2 separate regions of the Homo sapiens genome follow, and region 1 is linked to region 2. A link is an interaction called in ENCODE POLR2A ChIA-PET data of the cell type or tissue named here. Cell type or tissue: MCF 10A. All regions are shown on one strand. Links, peaks and the distances in the headings refer to the core of each region. The heading gives the core; the rest is flanking DNA. Region 1 has its middle 450 kb from the start of HEAT2. Region 2 overlaps LOC105378485 (a long non-coding RNA gene).

The links. Peaks named below come from ENCODE experiments on the same cell type or tissue, not always from the same donor. Only the 100,000 strongest peaks of a DNase experiment are listed, where the experiment ranks them.
Region 1: POLR2A ChIA-PET joins it to region 2 with 7 read pairs; 2 of 35 experiments call an interaction of 5 or more read pairs at or near these places.

What each region holds. Positions count from the first base shown.
Region 1 is chr10:111,555,186-111,565,305 of GRCh38, forward strand. No RefSeq gene overlaps it. Among named protein-coding and RNA genes, the nearest start is that of HEAT2, 450 kb to the left of the region's middle. In MCF 10A, for the core only: no CTCF peak of the experiment used is centred there; no DNase peak of the experiment used is centred there.
Region 2 is chr10:111,434,509-111,444,628 of GRCh38, forward strand. It overlaps LOC105378485 (a long non-coding RNA gene), which reads left to right. Exons shown (of 7, transcript XR_007062289.1): 2 at 4,814-5,022; 3 at 6,841-6,920; 4 at 8,127-8,278. Among named protein-coding and RNA genes, the nearest start is that of HEAT2, 330 kb to the left of the region's middle. In MCF 10A, for the core only: no CTCF peak of the experiment used is centred there; a DNase peak (open chromatin) is centred at 4,993.

The DNA of each region.
Region 1 (10,120 bases), core at 1,499-9,498, 120 kb after region 2:
CAGAACAAAAGCAAATATTTTGCCCAAACCAGAGCCTGGTGGCTTATACATGCCCCAGAGATGGAGCCCTTGAGAAGCCCTGGAAAACAGCCTCCCATTAGAGATGGTCATCTGCAGACAATGCAGGAGGGGACTCAGAGCCCAACTCTGTACTGTTTCTTCTCTCCAGACGCCCAGGTCTGCCAAGTGTGGAAGCTGCTCTCTAATGGGAGCCCTCAGAAATGGTACAAATTGAGGCCTCCAGTAATGCAATCACTTCTAATCAGTGTTTAATGAGGATACAAGCAGCCTCAGCTTACCCCTGTTTCAAAGAGGCAACTACACATAAACCTCAATTACTCAGACATTTAAAAATCAATTTCAAATAAAATGTCCAGGTGATGGAACTAAAGGGATTAGAAGGATCTGGATGTGTGCACAGGCCTGGCATGCCTTGTCAATGCAATTGAGGTAGGCAGCTCCTGTAATGTAATAAAGCTGGCCGGCTTTGTGCCCCCAGGGGTAGAAGGGGAACAGGTCTAATTTTCCATTTCCCCACAGAAACAGAGGAAGATTCCAATGACAGAAGGAAGAGGACATCTCTATACTTCTGCCCATTCAAGCTGTGTTCGGAATGTTGTCTTCATCTCATTTTATAGTTGTAAAGAGGAAAAGTAGCCTCAGGCTATACAACTCAAGGTCTCTGCCCCAACCTGGTCTCAACCTGTACCACCAAATCAGACACCTTTTTTATATGTGATCATGATTTTTTTTTGCCAGTCATATCTACTTATCATTCCCATCAACATGCTGGTAATTTAGGTCAATAAACTTTTATTGACTATGTACCATGTGTCAGGTGCTTTTCTGGGCAAGCAGGGGCACAAAGGTAAGGAGGTTATAGTCTCTACCTCAATTTACACAGTAGAGGAAGGATGAGGCCAACTCTCCACCTGATCTGGAAGTATGGTCCTGCAAAACCAAGTCACTTGTCTCTTTAGTCAAGTGCAATGTGCAACCAGAGAAACACTAATACGTAGGATAGTAGCATCAGTAATAATCATCATAGCTAGCATTTAATGGACAAGTATTAAGTGCTAAGTATGGGCTAAATACTTCAATGGCATTTTTTTTTTTAACCACCAAAACCACCCTATGAGTTGGGTATTGCTATTATCTCCATTTCCCCACGTTGTAGGTTAACGAAACTTATAGGGTTGTCATGTTAATTAAGGAGGTGCATACTGTAGTGGGCACCAATGGGGTTGGCTACCAGTGCCACTCTCCCCAAACCGAGAGTTGCCACCCTCTCCATTCATGTTGCATTCAGTGGTATTCCCTGGAGTTGTGAAAGCACAGCTTTCAAAAATTTAAAACCATGACTCATACAAAATAGAATGAATACAAATAAAAATATTCAACTATTAATTAATGAAGGAAGCAGAAGGGTGGTAAAGCTGCTTCCAGGAAAAATTAGAGGAAGAAAATGTATATAGTTGGTCAAAGGGATATTAAAATAAATTTGCTAATTTAAAAAAAAAGGGTTAATGTCTTACAGGGCAGTCAAGCTGTAGCTTTCTGGTTATCTTTTATCCCTTATAGAAACTGACCAGAAGATCTATAACTTCAGAACAGATGGGGTTTAATCAGATAGGAAATAGCCAATTCAAACACAAGCACATTCTCCTAGGTCAGGGGTCAGCAAACTCTTTATAGAGCCGGGTAGGAATACTTTCGGTTTTGCAGGTCACAGGATCTCTGCTGAAACTACTCAATTCTAACATTGTAACATGAAAATAACCTTAGATAATACATAAACAAATGGATATGGCTGTGTTCAAATAAAACTTTACTTACAAAACATATGGCTGCCAGTCATAGTTTGTCGACTCTTGTCCTAGATAATTAAATATGAATTTGGGCGAGCCAGTTAATGCCCAAGGGAGATATTGAAGGGACATGCAGTTATCCTCTTGCTTTATCTCTAATTTTTTTAATTTATCTTTCTTAAGAGCACTAAAATGGGAATGGAGCCTCCTGGATTTGCCGATACAGTGTCTTGCCTGCCTCTCATCTACATAGATACAGTGGAGCCTTCATGTTTATTCAGATGGACCACTTCCTCTCTCTGCCTAATCTTATTAGAATTGATGGGAACACCGCTGGCACCTGACCCAGTCTCCAAATTTACAATGGTGCTGATTCCTGCCTCAAGCTGGTTGCTGTCTTGAGTGGAAGAGGTATAACCTCTAGAGCTGAGTTTCTTCTGCCTCACTTGGAAGCGAGGCCTTTGAGGTCAGAAGGAAGTCTAGTTCACCACTCACTGTGTCTCTGCACCTCTATTTCATTATCTATACTGTGAAGATAATAATGTACCTACTTCATGGGGCTGTTACATAGTTTAAATGTGGTACTGCACTGTGTGTAAAGCACCTGGCTTGGAGCAAAGTACGTGCACTGTAAATATTACTTCTCTTGTCTTTAGGATTCCTCCCTGGTTCTCATCTCCGGTGACTTCAATGCTAAGTGGCTTTAGCATTGACACAGGAATTATGCTGATAGCACAGCTCTGCCTTCCCTTTGCTTGGGTTCAATGCCCTTTCTCCTCCATGCTGCTGTTTTATTTCATTGTTGATGTCTAACCTTTGACTTTCATTCACATTACCTCTAATAACTTTGTGCTTTATGGGGGAGTAAATGTGCTATCTGCTCTATTTGCTTTTGTGAGCGAGAAAGAGTAGGTGAGTTTTAAGGACAAACACTGATTGAGCAGTCTTGTGGCTGGGGGCTTTACACAGGCCGTCTTTAATCCGAACAACCATCCATTTTTAGGGACACCATTATCCCTGTTTTATAGATGAGGAAACTGAGGCTCAGGGAGGCTTTAGTTGCTGGCCAAAGATTGTCCTGTTATGAGGGCTGGGATTCCAACCCAGGCCTGACCAACTCTAAAGATAATGAATGATTTCATCCATTATGAAGGAACAATTTAAAGTGCTCTTCATTTGGCTGAAATTTTGCCTCTTAGTTGCTTCTCTTTTTTTGGCAAAACTGATCCTCTGTGGCCCAAATGAGGAAAAAAACAACCATTTCCCAGTGACTAAAATTAAACAAGAAGCTTTTAGGATGATGCGCTCAAACACTTCAGCAGCTTATATCCCATTTTGCATTCTTGAGCAAGTCAGTAGGCAATGTCTCCACTGTGGATTTCTCACTTCTCTGGAAGTGATTTTCTGTATTCTCACCAGGCTCCGCTCTGATCATGACAAGAATTCAGAAGCCAGAGTCACATAAAAGCACGATGCATAGCCAGATCATTCCAGAAGGTTTATGTCCATGTCCATCAAAATGTGGCTTTACTCCTTGAACAGAATATGTCTGCATGTCTGCTCACAAGAAAAGCATATCTTATGACAGCTGGGACCAGCCACTGCCGTAACTTGAAGAAACAACAGGATAGGGAAAAGACGAGATGAACTTTCTGTAGATACTTATTTTTAGCTGCTGGGCATCATAATATCCTACCTATTTTTAAGAAATACGGTAGGTTGAAGTCACTGCTCCTCTTCCCCCTATCCCTATTACAGATCTTGCTCCACATCCCAGTTCCATGGCAGGTATGTCATGTGACATACACATACACATGTAGCATAAACTGGCCAATCAGATTCTCCCACCAAGGATTTTGAATTTCAAGAATGTGATACATCTGTACAGCAGCAGTTAGAGATTAATCCTGATAGCTTTGCTGGAGTTTAAAGTCTATCAGCAGAGGGGCAAATATCCAGGAGTATCAAGACTGGTGGCAGCAGTTCAAAAAGACTATTCCTGTCAAAGGATCTTGATGGTGCCCAACCTCCTTTGGATTCTGCCCATTTTCTGAGCTTGGTTCTCCAGGATCTTATCACTATTCTGAGTTTTCCAATAGTTTTATAGGAAATTCTTGTTGTACTTAAGCTAGCCTGATTTGGTTCCCACAGTTGGCAACTGAGTACCCTGAATGATGTACTTCTCAATGTCCACCTGCAAGACCTGGGCCCCTGGGCGTATTACCATTCTCATTCAAAGGAGATTCCTTCAAAAGAGGCTGTCAGCATTTCCATTAAGTTGGAAGAAAAAGACAAAAAGCCTCAGAACTTTATATATATTTAGAACCTTGGCACCAAGCAGTTATTTTGGTCATCACTTTAATTTTGCTAATCTACTAATCCAAGGGAGGTGTGCATACAGGAGTCCAGACGAGGACTTTTCCTCCTGCCTGTCATCAATAATCTCGTATCAATGCCTAGCTTATTTCTTTCATAGGAATAGAAGATTTGAGAAACACATTGGGTCAAAGTCTGCTGTTATATTCATTAAATAAATAAGCTGAAACCCAGGTTCTTAGTGCTTGCTTTTGTTCCAGCCTGTCCTAGATGTCTTAGTTTCATCCTAGTCACAAAGTGATAAAGGAAACTGACATTTATTGGTCATCTGCACCACTGAATTCATTCCTTAAATCTGCATGGTGAGGTAAGTATACCCATTTCTTAGTGGAGGAAAGAGGCTAATACAGATGAAAGAACTTGCTCAACCACGGTGCTGATAACTGTGCAGCCAGGATTAAAAGTAACTCCAAAATCCATGCACTGTCCACTCTCCCAGTTTTGGGAAAACTGAGGCCTCTGTTGCTGATAAATTCAACTACAGATGAGACTATCCTGGCCAAAAGGAAGAATCTACTTTTGCCAAATAATGCATGGAATTATTTTAATTAAACTACATTTCATTTTAAAAGAATTATTTTAATGGTTATACAGAATGCCTAACACATAGTAGGTAGTAAAAAAATATTGAATTAGATTAAATGATTTCTGACTTGTTAAGAGGGAAAATAATAATAGATGTAGAAATAAATAATCCAGGCTTGTGTGTGGTATTTTCCACATTTTTCAGTTTGTTTTGTTGCTTGGCAAAAATAAAAGTCCAAATTCTTTCTGGGATGTTTCATAACTGATAGATGAAGTTGGCCTAATTTTTGATCCATAGAGAGCGATTCGAAATACCAATAGCCTCAGGGTTACATTTCCCAACTTTTGTTGTGGAAATATTTAGTCAGCTAATAATCTCTCTCCTGCTGATGACTTTGGCACGAACTGCACCCCTTGTTTTTAAAGAAACACAAAAACAATCCTCAAGAAGGATTCATACCTGCCTGAAGCTCTGGAAGAGCTAGAATGACGATGATGTGGAATAACATGCAGGAGGGAACTTAAATTCCTTGCTAAATATAATTAAAGCAAAAAAAATTTTATAAAAGAACCTGTAAACACAAGAATGTGCATGCATGATATGAATAAATTAAGCAGAAAGAAAATTCATGTACAGAGACCCAAAGGACTGGTTAAAACATTTTATTAAACTTATTCTTTTTTGGAGTCTTGCTATGTTGCCCAAGCTGGCTTCAAATTCCCAGGTTCAAGCATTCCTCCCACCTCAATCTGCCATCTAGCTGGGATTATAGGTATGCAATGCCATAGCCAGCCTGGAAATTTTAAAAACGTGATCTCTGCCAGGTAGTGTCAAAATGGCTTAAAGAAACTTCTATTTGAGGTCAGCCCCATTTATCCATTCATCCATCCATCCATCCATCCTGAATACATACTGAACTTCCATTGAGGAGAACAGGAAGAGGTGAAGACCGGCTGTTCCCCTTGCGGAGCTTGATGGAAGTAACACAATTTATTCTTTGTATTTCTTTAGCTAATGTTTATTTAGCATTTACTATGCAACATGCACTATGCTTAAACAGCAGGAAAAAATCCCATTCAACTTTCACAACTACTCCATGAAAATACTGTTATCCCCATTTTCCTTCCAAGAAGCTAAGGTACAGAAAAGTTACATAATGTATACATATACAATGAGCTAATGAGTCCAAGTCCATCTGATTCCAAAATCAAGGGCACACTTTTAAGAACTTTGCTATAATGTCAGTTTATAGAGGCACAAAATCAGAACATGAACTAGGTTCTATATCTGGCAAATAGTGATAGTTATATTTTTAGAATGTGAAAAATTACAATCCTTATAAGATGCGTGTGTGTGTGTGTGTGTGTGTGTGTGTACTTCCTGAAGGATTAGTGTAAACTCTTGGAGAGAGGATTAAGGAGGAAAAAAATATGGATCAAGAAATGCTTTATGAATTCTTGGCAGTAAATTTGATCCTTAAAAAAATGGATACAAGGAGAGTATCTGGTAAAAGAGAACAGTATAAGCAAAAGTGTGGAGAGAAAAATGTGTTCTAAGAGCTTATGAAGAAGAGGGCCATCCAGACAGTATTATTGAAGAACCTGTCTTGCACCCAAATAGATCTTCTTTGGTTGCTAAAGTCTAAACTTCCACCATTTGAGAAATATTCCTTTTTGACATTAGAGTTTTCAGTTTTTATTCTGTCAACATGAGTGTCCTATTAAACACCAGAACTCCTGGGAGGGGTAATTAACTAAGCAATTTGTTCTCAACTATGAAATTAGAATCCTGGCAGGAAAAAGATAGCATGTTGACGTTCTTATTCAGGGACTATCTCAAAGATATGGACAACATTAAAGGGGACCAACAAGGGCTGGTTAAGAATCCCAGGGAATAGCAACAGGAAGTCTTCCATCCCACCTTCCTCCTCCTCTGGTGGGGCGGGAACCATTCCTGGATCCCCAAGAGAGCTGTAGATGCAACTCAGGTTGCAGATATGGAAACAGGATGCCCATCAGGAGTTGAGTGGACTTTGAAAGGGGAAGCCAGGCCAGCAGAGAAAGAGATGAAAACAAATACATTAACCTCTTTTTTCCCCCTCTGCCTTTCCATATGCTGATGGTGTCTCCCACTGGTCAGACCCAACAGGAAGCCAGAGGGCAAAGGCATGCAGCTGAAGCAGTGAAAAAAGGGGGCCCTCCCAGGGCAAAAGCAGGCTGGGGAAGGGTGGGGAGAAGACCTGGAAAGGCAAATGGAGAATGGCCCGCCCAAGGACTTACAGTGGTCAGGTGGGACATAGGTCATCCGTCACTAATTGCATTTAAAGTAATGACCTTGCAAATTAATTTATTTTAGTTTTGTAAATGAAGGCAGTATTCAACATCATCCCTTGCAATAGCTTTCTCTAACTCATTTAAATTTAGATTGTCTTTTAAGTTTGTGAGAGAAAAGGGCAGTGGTATACCCGGTGGGCTGGGGATTATCCATGACCCTTCATGCACTCAGCAGTGTGTCTGACATGAGTGGCATCCATCATGTGTGTTGTGTGGAGAGAAGTGGAGGATCATTGCTTTGAGTCAACCAGCCAGCCTATGGTAGGAATTGATAGTTGATCAGACCTCTTTCCCACTAGTGATGGAGGAAGGAAGGGAGAGTGATGTAGCAGGAAGAAGTGTGTGTGATCAGAACACTGGGAAAGGGAGTAGGGGCAGAAAGAAGGGGCAAAATTAAAAACACGACAGTGATAAGATTTTGCCTAGAGTTGGCCCTGTTAGGGTAAGAAGCCTCATTCCTCTATGACCAAAGCACATGAAGCCAGTTGTAAACAGATGTGAAGAGTAGCATCTAGCATCATGTCTTCTCTGTTTGGGGACAGGGGGTGATTATACACACACACACAACCCTCAGAGTCAATTTTTAAAGCAGTACAGTAATCAATCCAAGCTGGTGTTGTAAATGGAAGGCAGAGAGAGGGTTGTTTGGGAAACACTTATCTCCCTTATCTCAGAGTGACACAGAGAATGTGCAGGAGTGGTGTGTGTGTGTGTGTGTGTGTGTCTGTGTGCTAGAGAATTTGGGAGATGGAAGCTCAAAAGTGCTGTTTTCATGCTTATAATTATCTATTTCCCCATTAAAAAATTGGCTCTTATATGTCATTACTGGCTGGATATTAAGTGTCTTCTTGAGGCGATTTTGAGACTTTCTTTTTCTGCATGCTCATGCACGCATACACACACACATGCACAAACACACAGTTAGATGCATGGTTGCATGCATAATAAAACTTGAAAACTTAACTGCAGCACACTGCATAAATTAAATAAGGCAAACATATCCTTGGCAAGACTTGAAGTAAATGCTAGAGTTTTCCCAGCAATAAGTAGTTCCATAATAACAGAAGTGAAAAGAAAATAAACTAAAACTTCTAAGTCCATCTTAGTTACATGGAAAGTCCACTAAAGTTTTCTTAAGAAGCTGATACCAAACTCCTAAAAATCAACTCTGGATTCCAAAGGTCGACTTTCCATCCCAAGTCATTACTTACTGGTGCAGGATTTCTATTATCCATGTTGAGCCATGGCTTATAGATAAATAAGGAATTTAGAATACAGCATTTGAATTCATTAAGCTGCTTCCAGTAAGTAATTTGAAACTCTGAGAAATGCCAAAAACATAATTACTAATCCAAATAGCCCTTTTTATCTGAATAAGTAAAAATGGAGATCAATATCTGGTTAATGGAGATCATTTCCTATTATATTTTTAATGTTGTGATATGGATTGTAACGGTTGCTTTATATCGTTACTTTATATCGTTACATTGTCACTGTCATTGGAAACATCCTGTAAAGAAGGGCAGATGATTTACTTGAAATGTACTAGCAAGAGAGATGTCATCTTCTTCTGCAAATACTGGGCTTAAAACTTGGGTAACTCACTGGAGACTGTTGAGTCTCTCCCTGGATCTTCCTGAGGTTTTCATCCAAATGCAAATGATTCCAGGAGGCTCTCTCCATAGGAAAGAGGCCTAGAGAATTCCTCAGGACTTCAGGATAAAACAACAAATTAAATAAACATTCTTACTATATCTCTTGCTTAAACTTATACTGTGATCACAACCAATTTTGATTCACACATTCCCCAATTTCTTCAGAATAGGAATAATTTTGTCCCCTCCAGACAACTTGTGGAGTTCTTACAAGACCCAGAAAGACCCGAAGTGCACTTCAAAATCTCAGGAACCACTGGAAGGGCAGTGGGTCAAAGGAGTCAGGGTCTGCAAACACTGTGTGAATCAAACCTGGCTCCACACCTTCCCCATCAAGGTCACCTGTCCCCAGTAACCCAAGCTCAAAACTTGAGGCTGCCTTGATTTCTGCTCATCCTCCTTCAAAGGAACTTAGTTCTCAAGTCCTTATCACTGCATGCCACAGCTTGCAGTTGATCTCAACAGGTGAGCCATGGCATGCCAGGGAAGTGCTGGTTGAGTGTCCAGCACTGGTTGGTTGTCCAATTAACTCTTATTCCATTTCCCTTCTCTGCTAGCAGAAGCCATCTCCCGCTCTAGAGGCTGAACATGCCAGGCCTGGCTTTCTCAGTTTCCCTTGTAGCTAAGGCATGGCAATGAGACCCAGCCCTAGCCAATGGACCAAGTCTCTTAGGAGAACTCTGGTAAAGGTTTTCTCCTCCCAATATGAAGAGATGCACTATGCATACTTAAGAATGGTTAAAATTAAAAGGACTGACAATACTAAACATTGGAGAGGATGGGGAGCAACCAGACGTTTTCCACATTGCTGATCACAGTGTAAAAAGATCCAAACACTTTGGAAAACAGTTTGCTAGTTTTATACAAAGTTGAGTACATACTATTTGATCCAGCAACTTCACTCCTAGGTATTTAGTCAAGAGAAATTAAAACACATGACTATGAAATGTTGCACATGAATACTCAAAGCAGAGCATATTCATAATAGCCCCACACTGGAAACCCAAATGCACACCAACAGTGAATGGATAAACAAATTGCAGTTTTCTCATAAAAGAGAATACGAAGCATGAATAAAGAAGAATGAAAGACTGATACATGCAATACCATGGATGAATCTCATAAACTTGCTGAATGAAAGAAGGTAGACACAAAAGTATAGTAAATGTCACATTTCCATAAAATTATAAAAAAGGCAAATCTACAGTGACAGAAAGTCAATAGGTGGTTGCCTAATAGCTGGAGGTAGGAGGGAGTATTGGCAGTAAGAGTGGGCACAGGGAACTTTTGGGGTTGATAGCAATGTTTTATATCTTGATTATCTTATTACATGGATGTACACATTATTGAACTAGACACTTATTATAGGTACATTTATTGTCTATAAATTTTATCTTAATAACATTGATTTTTTAAAAAAGA
Region 2 (10,120 bases), core at 1,469-9,468:
TTCTCTCTGAGAAATAAAAGATCCATCTTGAGGGGCTTAAGTAACTGGAAATATTTGACACTTGGCATTTCCAGCTTCATGGAAAGGAATCAAAGAGAAAGGAGGGTGGGAACAGCTGATTTTTGCACAGCTCTTGTCCCCTCTGTGGATCAGCACCCTTCCCAATCGTGCTTGCGTGCCTGTATGTGTATTTGTGTGTGTTGCGTGTGTTCTTGGTTGACAGAGTTCAACTGCTTTGTAAAGGACCAAAGAGTGAAATTAGTCAATATTAAATTTTAGAAAGTTAATGTGATCATTTCATTAATTCCTTGCATTTAATTTAAAAAACAAAAGTGACTTCCTGTACTTACATGCTGCCAAGACTTGAAACAGACATTTACTGTCTTAAGACAACTGAGGTCTGGGAGAAGTCATTTACCAAGCTCTGAAGAGAAGTTGAACTATTGGTCTCTAAATTTCTTTGCAAATCGTATTTTGGATACTTTTAGACTTTATGACCCACCCTCAGAAGGAGACAGCCTTTGATATGTTTTTCCATATTAGGATCTCATCTGCTTATAATTTGTTGCCTAGTCTCCTTGCGACCCAGGATATTGCATATCTGAGATGGATGGCTGGGTTAGGGGTACAATCTGTGACTTGGTAGCAGTTTTTTCTCTTTATGAGCCCAAATTTAAGGTTTTCTTTATTAGTTCCACATGCAAACTGTCCCAGATACAGTCACCATCTCTTTTTGACCCCAACCCAGCGTAGTATATTTTGGGGCTGTGTAGAGCTTCCCATCTGATTTTAGTTTAAATTGACACCCCATATAAAAATAAGTTGAGATGTCCATTTACCAGCAGGAAGTTCTGGGAACTGGAGTCCCATAAAGAGCTTAGATCACAGGGCCAGGTCAAAACAAGAAATGAATCTGTGTGTACTTACAGCTAGAGGCCACCAAAATTATGTGTGTGGGTGGTTTCTTACAGGATAGAGGGAAGATAACTGAAAAAACACAAAAACAATAAATCCCAATATTTCCTTTTGAGCATGGAATAACTTTGGAAAAATTCATTCATTCATTCATTCATTCAACAAGTGTTTACTGAGTGCCCTGATGCGCCAGCCTGCAACTGTGCCTGGCACTAGTGAGACAAGATGACGTGTGTTTTGTCAGGGTTCAAGGTTCACTGCAGGGGCCACAGGTTAAAGTAGGTGCTAAAAGAAAAAAGAATAAGCAGACAAAGGGATACCTGGAGAGCTTGAATCTTGGAGAGAGTGCAGATTCTCAGGCTGCAGTGATGTATATTAGTTTCCCATTTTGTATCACAAATTGTGTTACACAATACCACAAACTTAATGGCTCAAAACAAGACAGATTTATTCTCTTACAGTTCTGGAGGTCAGAAGTCCTAAAATGGGTGAGCAGGGCTACATTTCTTTTAGTTGTTCTTGGAGAGAATCAGTTCCTTGCCTTTTCTAGCTTCTAGAGGCCACCTACATTCCTTGGCTCAAGTCCACTCTTCAACTGCAAAGCCAGCAGCACAGTATCTTCTAATCTCTCTCTCTTTGTCCCTGTGCTTCCCTTGTCACACTGACTTTTGTCGTGTAAGGACCCTCATGATTATATTGTGTCCATCTGGCTAGATTATCCCATCTTGAGATAAAATGGGATAATCTCCCATCTCAAGATCCTTAACTTAATTACATCTGCAAAGTCTCTTTTGTCATATAAGGAGCATATTCACAGGTTCTGGAGGAGAACTATCATATAGGCCATAGTATAATAGCAAGGAAATTGGATATTTTAGATCATAATATAGATGATCCTTTACGGTTATTTGTCTTTGGGAAAAGGACAAAGGGAGAAGAGGATAGTGATTCCTCTCAAGCTCCATCTTGGTGCTCCTTCCCCTCCAAGACCAGAATGCATGTGGATGGTTATTTCCAAAACAATTGTAGACAGGGGAATTACAAATAAAGGGATGAAAGGCTGGGGGACCCCTGATTTAGGGGAACTCTCATGGGAAATATCTATAGTCAATGAAAGTACAGTCTCAGGCAGGCCCACATTAATAAGCCCCTAATTAGTGTACTTATGGAGGAAGGCACCATGTTGACTGAGGCATGATGGGCATTTCCTCCAAAGGATTGCTTTTGGGCTGACTCTGTTGGGTCTGAGGTTCAGGGGCAGCACAGTGAGCCAATTAGCTCTCCTGTCACCAGGCCGATGAAGAAGTCTCTCCTATCACCCTCCACACCCAACACACATATGCACCAACACAAACACAGGCATACTCATCAGCATACACATGCAGACACAGACACACACTTTCACCTTTATGTACATATACATGGTGATCTTTCCCCTACAAATATTTTTAATTGATGTAATTAATATAGTTAATGTTTTTGAGCAGTTTTAGACTTATAGAAAAGTTTAGCAGCAAGTATAAAGAGTTCCAATATTCTCCCTCATCCCCCACAATTTCCCTTCTCATCCTCTTGCATTTGTTAAAATTGATGAGCCAATATTAATATATTATTACCAAGTAAAGTCTATAGTTTACATTAACATTCACTCTTTGTGTGATACATTCTGTAGATTTTTGACAAATGTGTAATGACACGTAGCCACCATTACCGTACCACACAGGATAGTTTTACCAACCTAAAAATTCCGTGTGTTCTACCCCCATCATTTAAAATGTTTCTTTTCTGGGAAGTTCAGTAAAGTTTTGAACCCCTTTTCACTAATTAATGTGTAGCTTCTCCCAGACTCTATGGTCTAGTGTTCTTGAGTGTGGTGTGCCTTATCACGCTTCCATATGAGAATAGTTCAAGCTTGTAGTAGAAGCTTTTACTTCTTTCAGCAGAATTAGCAAAAGCTTTTACTTGTAAAGGATTTCTTTTCTGTCCTGAGGTCAGTGGTATACTGAGCCTGCTCATACTGCCTGTGAGATCTCACTGTATGCATTTCTTTCCAACTCTGAGTTCAGAGAGGTCCAGCTGGTAGTCTGAAATCAGTCATGGTAGAAGTATTTAGACCATGGACATCAGCAAATGCTACAAATCAGGGTTCGTTTTTTTCCCCCTCAGAGAGCCAGCTATTAAACATTGACCAGACGCTTTCTGGAGTTCTCCCTTTATCTGCTTCTTCATGGCTGGGAAATAGCAAAACTAGAGCATTTGCCTGGGATTCAGAGATGGAAGCCACAGGCTGGGTCAACTTAGTGGTCTGTGTCCTTGATGAGTTTGTAGAGAAGGGCCATCCCTCAAACCCTGGACTATTCACCTATGGACTTATCAACAGGAAGATAAACTATATTGTTCAAGCTGTTGTATTGTGAGACCTTTCTGTTATAGCAGCTTATCCTGTACCCATGAATAGAGCCAGCTAATTCTTGCCTGTGTACTTCTGCTCAACACTCATTCACCTGCCCCCCCTTCGATTTAGAATGATAATGTACATATAAGATGCATCTATTGTTACCTTTACAATCCATTTTCTAAATAGAAGCTAGAATGACCTTTTAAAATATTAATCAGATCACTGATTAAAACCTTAAAATGTTCTAATGGCTTCTCATTGATTAAGCCCCTCTTTGCCCTGCCTGCCTCCTCTTATGTCTTTCTCCCTCTCACTTACCAGGTTCTGGTGATGCTGGTCTTCCTTCTGTTTCTTGTACCACTGAGACTGCCTGCCTATGGCACCTTGCACTTGACATTTCCTCTGCTAGGAGTTAGGCTGACTCTTTATCATCTATGTACCACCTCCTCCCTGAGCCACCAATCTCCAGGGGCCTTTCTTACTGCTTTTATTTTCTATTTTTTTATAGTATAAAATAGCATTTGTCATCACCTGAAAGGATTTTGTTATTGATTGGATTCCTTATTTATAAACTGTCCCTCCTCAGCCAGATCATAAGATCAATGAAGGGACATCTGTCTATCGTATCTACTTTTAAGCACCATGTGTATACTGGTGGACAACCACCGTAGACGCTCAATAAATACTTGCCAAGTGAATACCTGATTATCCAACAGAACAGTATCAGCCTTGACTCTGTCCTCAAAGAGCTTAAAATCCATCTGCTGGTGACTTTGAAGCCAGGCTGTCAGTAAGATTAGGACAGTTTCTCATGGCACATTCTGCGACACAGTCTGCAGGGACAAACTTCACTTTACAAAGCAAGAATTAATTACAATACCAAAGTAACCCAATTTATTTATGTAAATTGAATTTAACTTAATTTCCAACTAGACTGGTCCACTGACTAACCTCCCCCCAATTTAAGGAATTTTCCACTTCATGAGAAGGTGAACAGAAAAAAACTGTTATTCATATTTTCATCAAGTTTATTAGAAACCAGGGATGATTCTGCAGCTATTGATATCACAGTAGGGGGAGAGAGAGGAGGACAGTGACTTTCCTGAGCTGATCTCTAGCCTGACTCAGTTGACTTTTTCTAAATGTCTTTCTTGGTGAAGCTGAAGAAGTTGTCTTGCTTTCATCAGCCTGAAAGGGAAGCTCATCAGCCGGAAGGTGGAACTTCTGGCAGCTGCTTCCCAAAAAACCCCTCTTCTTTCCCTTGACTTGCACTGAAACATTCAAGCCCAGGCTTTGAAAAGATTGAAATGTCTTTAGAAATCTTTGCACTGTCTTTATTCCAGGGCTACTGCCAGTCTTTGGCACTCCAGGCTCAGACTTGCACAGAAACCTCCTACTCTCTGAATCACTGGTGCCTTTTCCATTAGCCTGCAGGTACCCACAAAATATGCAGAGAAGATGTCTCTTGCTGTGTTGATTTCTCTCATTCTCTCTACTCAGGAAAGGGAGAATATCCCCAGCCCCATTTCAAGCTGTCATCATGAACAGTAGTGGAGGAGTGGATTTGCCAAACAGCTGTCAGAGCTGACACCAGGCAGTGTCAGCAGTGGGGCTGGAGCTAACCCTTGGTGGAGCGACTTTCCTCTTGCTCAATTCCTGGGTTCCCTCCTACTGTTCTGAACCAATGACGCAGATGGCAAGTGAAACAGGTAAGTTACTCATCAGCTGCTGCTTCTTTCAGCAAATGGTGAGAATGAGCAAGAGCTCTCTTTTTAAGGCTTGCCTGAACCCATGGAAATAGGGGGTATGTGTATAGGGTTTGTTTCAAGGTGAATGTACTCAGGGAGAAGTCTTCTGTGAGCGACACTGGGCATTTGGTTTCTCTCCTTCATTACCATAGAACAGCTCCTCTGTATTGACTGTCTCCCTCACTGACAAACTATCAATAGGCTCTCATGATAGAGGTTTTCCAATGATAGAAAACAAAAAATGTGAGAGTCCACTGAATAAAAGCTTTTAAATAAGTGCTCTAACTTTAGACATTCCTATTTTGATTTATGTTACTGTTTACTATAGAAAATAGTAAATAAAAAAACACAACGGAGCTTTACAGATTTTTCAACATTTTGGACAGAAATCCACTCTGTCTCCATTATTCCAAGTCAAAGACTGCAAACACATGGTATATGGGTTCACTTCCTATGACTCTGCCACAGCAGACATTGCTGAATGATCACAGCATTCTTTCTTGTTGAGCTGAGATACAGTGGGAGAATCCCTCTGGACACAGTGTTCTCAGCAGCCACTATAATCGATCAGAAATGTCATATGAAATGAAATCCATTTGCCATCCCTGTTCTAAGTTAATGAGGCCTTACTGTATGTGTGTAAGCCCAGGTGTCACCTAGGTTGGCCTCAGCTGATATGCTCTATATGCTCTCGTTTTCTAAATTTCAATTCCAGACTCACCTTTGTGGGGACACAGACTCCTGCCCAAAGTGAATCAACTATCCTGTTTTTCTCTCTCACCAGTGTTTCTCTCTGGGGTCACTAAAGTGTGGACCAAAGGGGCAGCTGCAAAACCTTGCTGGGAGCAACTTTTTCTGTGGCCTTGGAAAGTCAAGTCCTAATAGGAAACCAGTGCTCCCGAAGACAAGCGCATTGGAAGCTAAATCTAGCTAGGGCATCCTTAATGAATCTGTGGTGCACAGATCTGGCCTTGAGCCATTTTCTGTAACGTTCTCACTGATCTTATTTCAGAGAATTGTACCAGTTTTGCAGCAAATTACAAGGAAGGCCTGGCTTCTGAAATTAGCCAAAGGCCAATTAAGGTTTCTCTGGGTTCTTTCCGACTGCAGCGTCATCATAAATGACTCTGTGGTGCAGGGGAGGGCTGACATTTTCTAAGCCGGTATCATATTTTGGGTGTGATTAAAATCTTCATCTCAGTCACCTGCCTGACCAACTGCCAGTAGCCATGAAACAAAAGGATTACAGCCAATTTACATCCATTAACAAAATGACTTGAAACACTATCGGTTTAGCCTCAGTGGGGCTTAATCTGATTTTCAGAAGGGAAGAAGAGATGTAGAATTAAAGGCAAGAGGAAAGGCAGAAAAGAAATTCAAATGAGAATTTTCTTTGAAGCCCAGGGCTTTTTTGGTTTGTTCATTTTCGTAAGGATTTACTAAGTGCTTGTCGGGCTTTTATCACTACAGTAGACCCTGAAAGGGTACAGAGGAAGGAGAAAACACTAACAATGCCTGTCCTTGAAATTTGCGGGACAGTATGGGAGAAATACCATATACTGAGGAAGCAGGCGATTAGCAAATTTGTGCTAGCAGGAATTTCTTCAACATCCTTCAAGTGCCTGGCACTGTTAAGAAAGAAAATAAGAAAAATGAAAAATCACAGTTGATATTTAAATGGCTCTTACCATGTGCTTTGCATGAAGACTTCTGCACGTGGTGACTCAGTCTTCACAACAACTCTGTCCTGTGCATTCCATGGTTATCCCCATTTTTCAGATCAGCAAAGAGGCCCAAAGAAGCAAAGAAACTTGCCCAGGATCACACAAATCAGCAGGAGGAGCTGGGATTTGCACACAGTGAGTCCGGCCATAGAACCTGAGATCATAGTCATTATTCTCTCAAGGCCATGGGGTAGTTGAGGATTTGCATTCTCCCTGGGGAGATCAGTTAAGCTAGAAGTAGAGGATGAAGAAATGGAGGCAAGATGATGGTGTCAGGAAGGGGGAGGGACCTGGGCTAAACTTTGGGCATGGATGTGTACAGGGTGGGGAGAAGCTCTGCACAGGTGGGTAGAAAAGGTTCCAGATCAAGAGAAGAGCAGGAGCAGAGGTGACTGAGAGCATGACTGCAGTTAGAGACTAAGGGGTTTGTAGCTGTCCAAGGAAGAGGACTCATGAAATCAAAGGCTGTGTTCATGCAAGGACAGGGAATATAGCACTGGGGACAGAACAAGGACTTGGAATCTAACAGATCTAGGTTTAAAGTTTGACTTTACCACATGTTCCCTGAGTGATCCTGAGCAAGTTACCTGAGCTCTATTGACCAATTTCCCCAAAAGGAAAATAAGAAGAATGGCTATGGAAGAATAGGAAGAATATTGCATCTTGTAAGGAATTCACCTATTTATTTATTCAAAAATATTCACTGAGTGCCAATCGTGTGCCATGTGTTGCCCTAGATGTTGAAACAATGAACAAGATTCACATGGTCACTACCTTCCTAGAGTTTGCATTTCAGCTGGTGAGGCAAACTAACAAATAAGCAGAAAAAAAGTCCAGATTATGAGAGGAGTTTTGAAGAAAAACTCAGAAGGCACCTGGAATCAATGTCTTTTACAGTGTCTAGGACAATGTTTGGCATGTAGGAGGCAAACATTTTACATGACACTAAGCGCCATCTTGGAATTCAGTACATGAGAGGAAACCATGGTGTCAGATCGCTTCGCTACCCATTCAGAAGGCATTGCTCCTTTCCCCATTCCTCCTTGCTTAAAAATATTTAGTCAGGATTCATCTTCCAGCATAGGAAAGTATCCCCACTTCTTTCAAAGCACATGGCAGCTAATCATGGTAATCCTATTTGCCTGGCCAGGGACTGGTTTAGGGGAAGTCATATGACTCAGGTCTGACAGAGAAGATGTGAGGGGAATTCTACAGAGGGGACTTCTGGATAAGAGTTTCTCAGTCCAAAAACAATCAACCAAACAAAAGACGCTTAGAGAAAATGGGCTCTTCTCTCTCCAGCTGACACTTGCATATGACCATCAAAAATGTTGTATGTAGTTTTCTTAGGGCCATGAAAGAGCCAACCTAGAGGTCAAGCTAGCATGCTAAGTGTGACAGTGAAGAATGGTGGAAAGAATATGACTTGGTGATGCTGGTTTGAACACCGAATTAGTCCCCTTGGGAACACTCCATCATACATCCCATGTCAGGTAAGATACAGAACATGGTGGTACTTACTGTTGAGGCCATTGGGTTTAGATTTTCTGTTATTGGCAGCCAAGAAATCCTGACAAATAGAAGCATAGTTTGGGAACATTGAGAGATCATAAGACCAGGGTTTGGTTCTTTCTAAGGGTTGTTGATAATAGGAGAGGAAGAGAGTAAGACTGTTATTGATGTGCAGCTTTGGAAGATCATACCCATATTTGACAGAAAATTCCTTAAAGGAGTGAAGTCTTTCCTATTTCCATGGGTTGGATGAGTGTCTTCTGAGGACTCTACTCCTCAAATGTGGGCATGCATACCCTGGGGGACTCCCACAGGCATTGCGCTGAGGGTACCAGAAGCCCCAAATAGATGCCATACATTTCCAAGAGACCATTTTCTACTGAAATGTGGAAAAAAACTCAGAAATGCAACTTCATGAGTTGACTGTATGGATTTTCACTGCTTTTTTTCTCAGCGCCTGGAACAGTTCCTAACCCAGAATAGGGGCTCAAATATCTGTGGAATTTATAAATAAGTGGATTGAAATAAACAGGAATATGTTCTAGAATTACACAAGCATAGCATGAATTTTAAAAATCCAAACAGGTGAGCATACTAGGGTGTGTCTTTATATTTTCTACCATGAATAGCACTTGGTAAAATGTTTAAGGAGCTGTCTCTTAGGAATAGTCAAGCCAACTTTAATTTGAGCTTCACCATATATTGTTAGAACCATTTTCTAGTGCTGTTTCCTGGATCATGTTCCTATGCACATAGTCCCCAGATCTCAAGGCCAGCCACAGCTCTGAATGTGAGGAAATACCTGAGCAATTTCTTCTCGTGTCCTTTTCCATAATGCAAACCTGCATCTTTAGTCAAGTATAACTTGAAGGAAATAGGCTCTTGAAGGGCCCGGTTGGGTGGCCTTTGATAGTGCTATTTTTCTCATCTGATCAGGTCTCCCCTTGCTGACAGGATCCCTCCCTATCTTCCAAAGCCTGGCTGGAAGCCCTTTCAAGTTTTCCTCACTTCCCAAGCCAGAGTGAGCTAACTCTTATATCTCATAATCTGCATAATATGTTACCTATCACTGGGCATTAAACTATCAAACAATAGCACAGGACAAAGCCAGATGGAGCCCACATTCTTTTTCCCCAACAGGATATTCACTCTTAGAGGCAGGAGCTAGGTCCTTTGTTTTTTCATATTTCCTATTGTACTTATATCTCTGGTCGAGTCCTGACTGTGTCACTTTCCAGAATATTCACAGTTTTCTGAGCATCATTATAAAATATCTACTGTTCTAGTAGATTTATAAGGCTGTTATAAATATTAAAGAGATAAAAAGTGTGAAGAGGCTTTTATAATATCTAGTTTGCACTTAAAGATTACTCTACTGTTATTAGCATGTGGCAGGTGCCTAATTCTTGTTTGAGGATTTATCGAATGATGCATTCTCTGATTGCTGAGAGACCCAACTCTCTTGCCTTATTGAAATAGCAGGGCTCTACTGCATTTCAAACATGGGGTTTTATAACCCTGCTCTGAAATTGTTAGGGAGGAGAAACCAGTGGTTTTAGGGAGATGGAAACCCAGAGTGAAGCTGGGCCAGCCTCCACTCTCTTTGGTCACCAGCTCTTGGCTTGACAGGAGGCCCAGGACAAGAAGGAGATGAAGTACAGAGATGAAGTACAGAGTTGTCAGAGGCTGTTGGGGGCAGCAAGGCCTGTACCATGAGCAGTGTCCTCTGGAAGGTGAGATAGTTAGAATCTGGGCACCCAAGGACCTCATGGAGGGTCATACAGTGAAGAAGCCTGAGAACCATCAGCCCTCCAGAGGGAAGT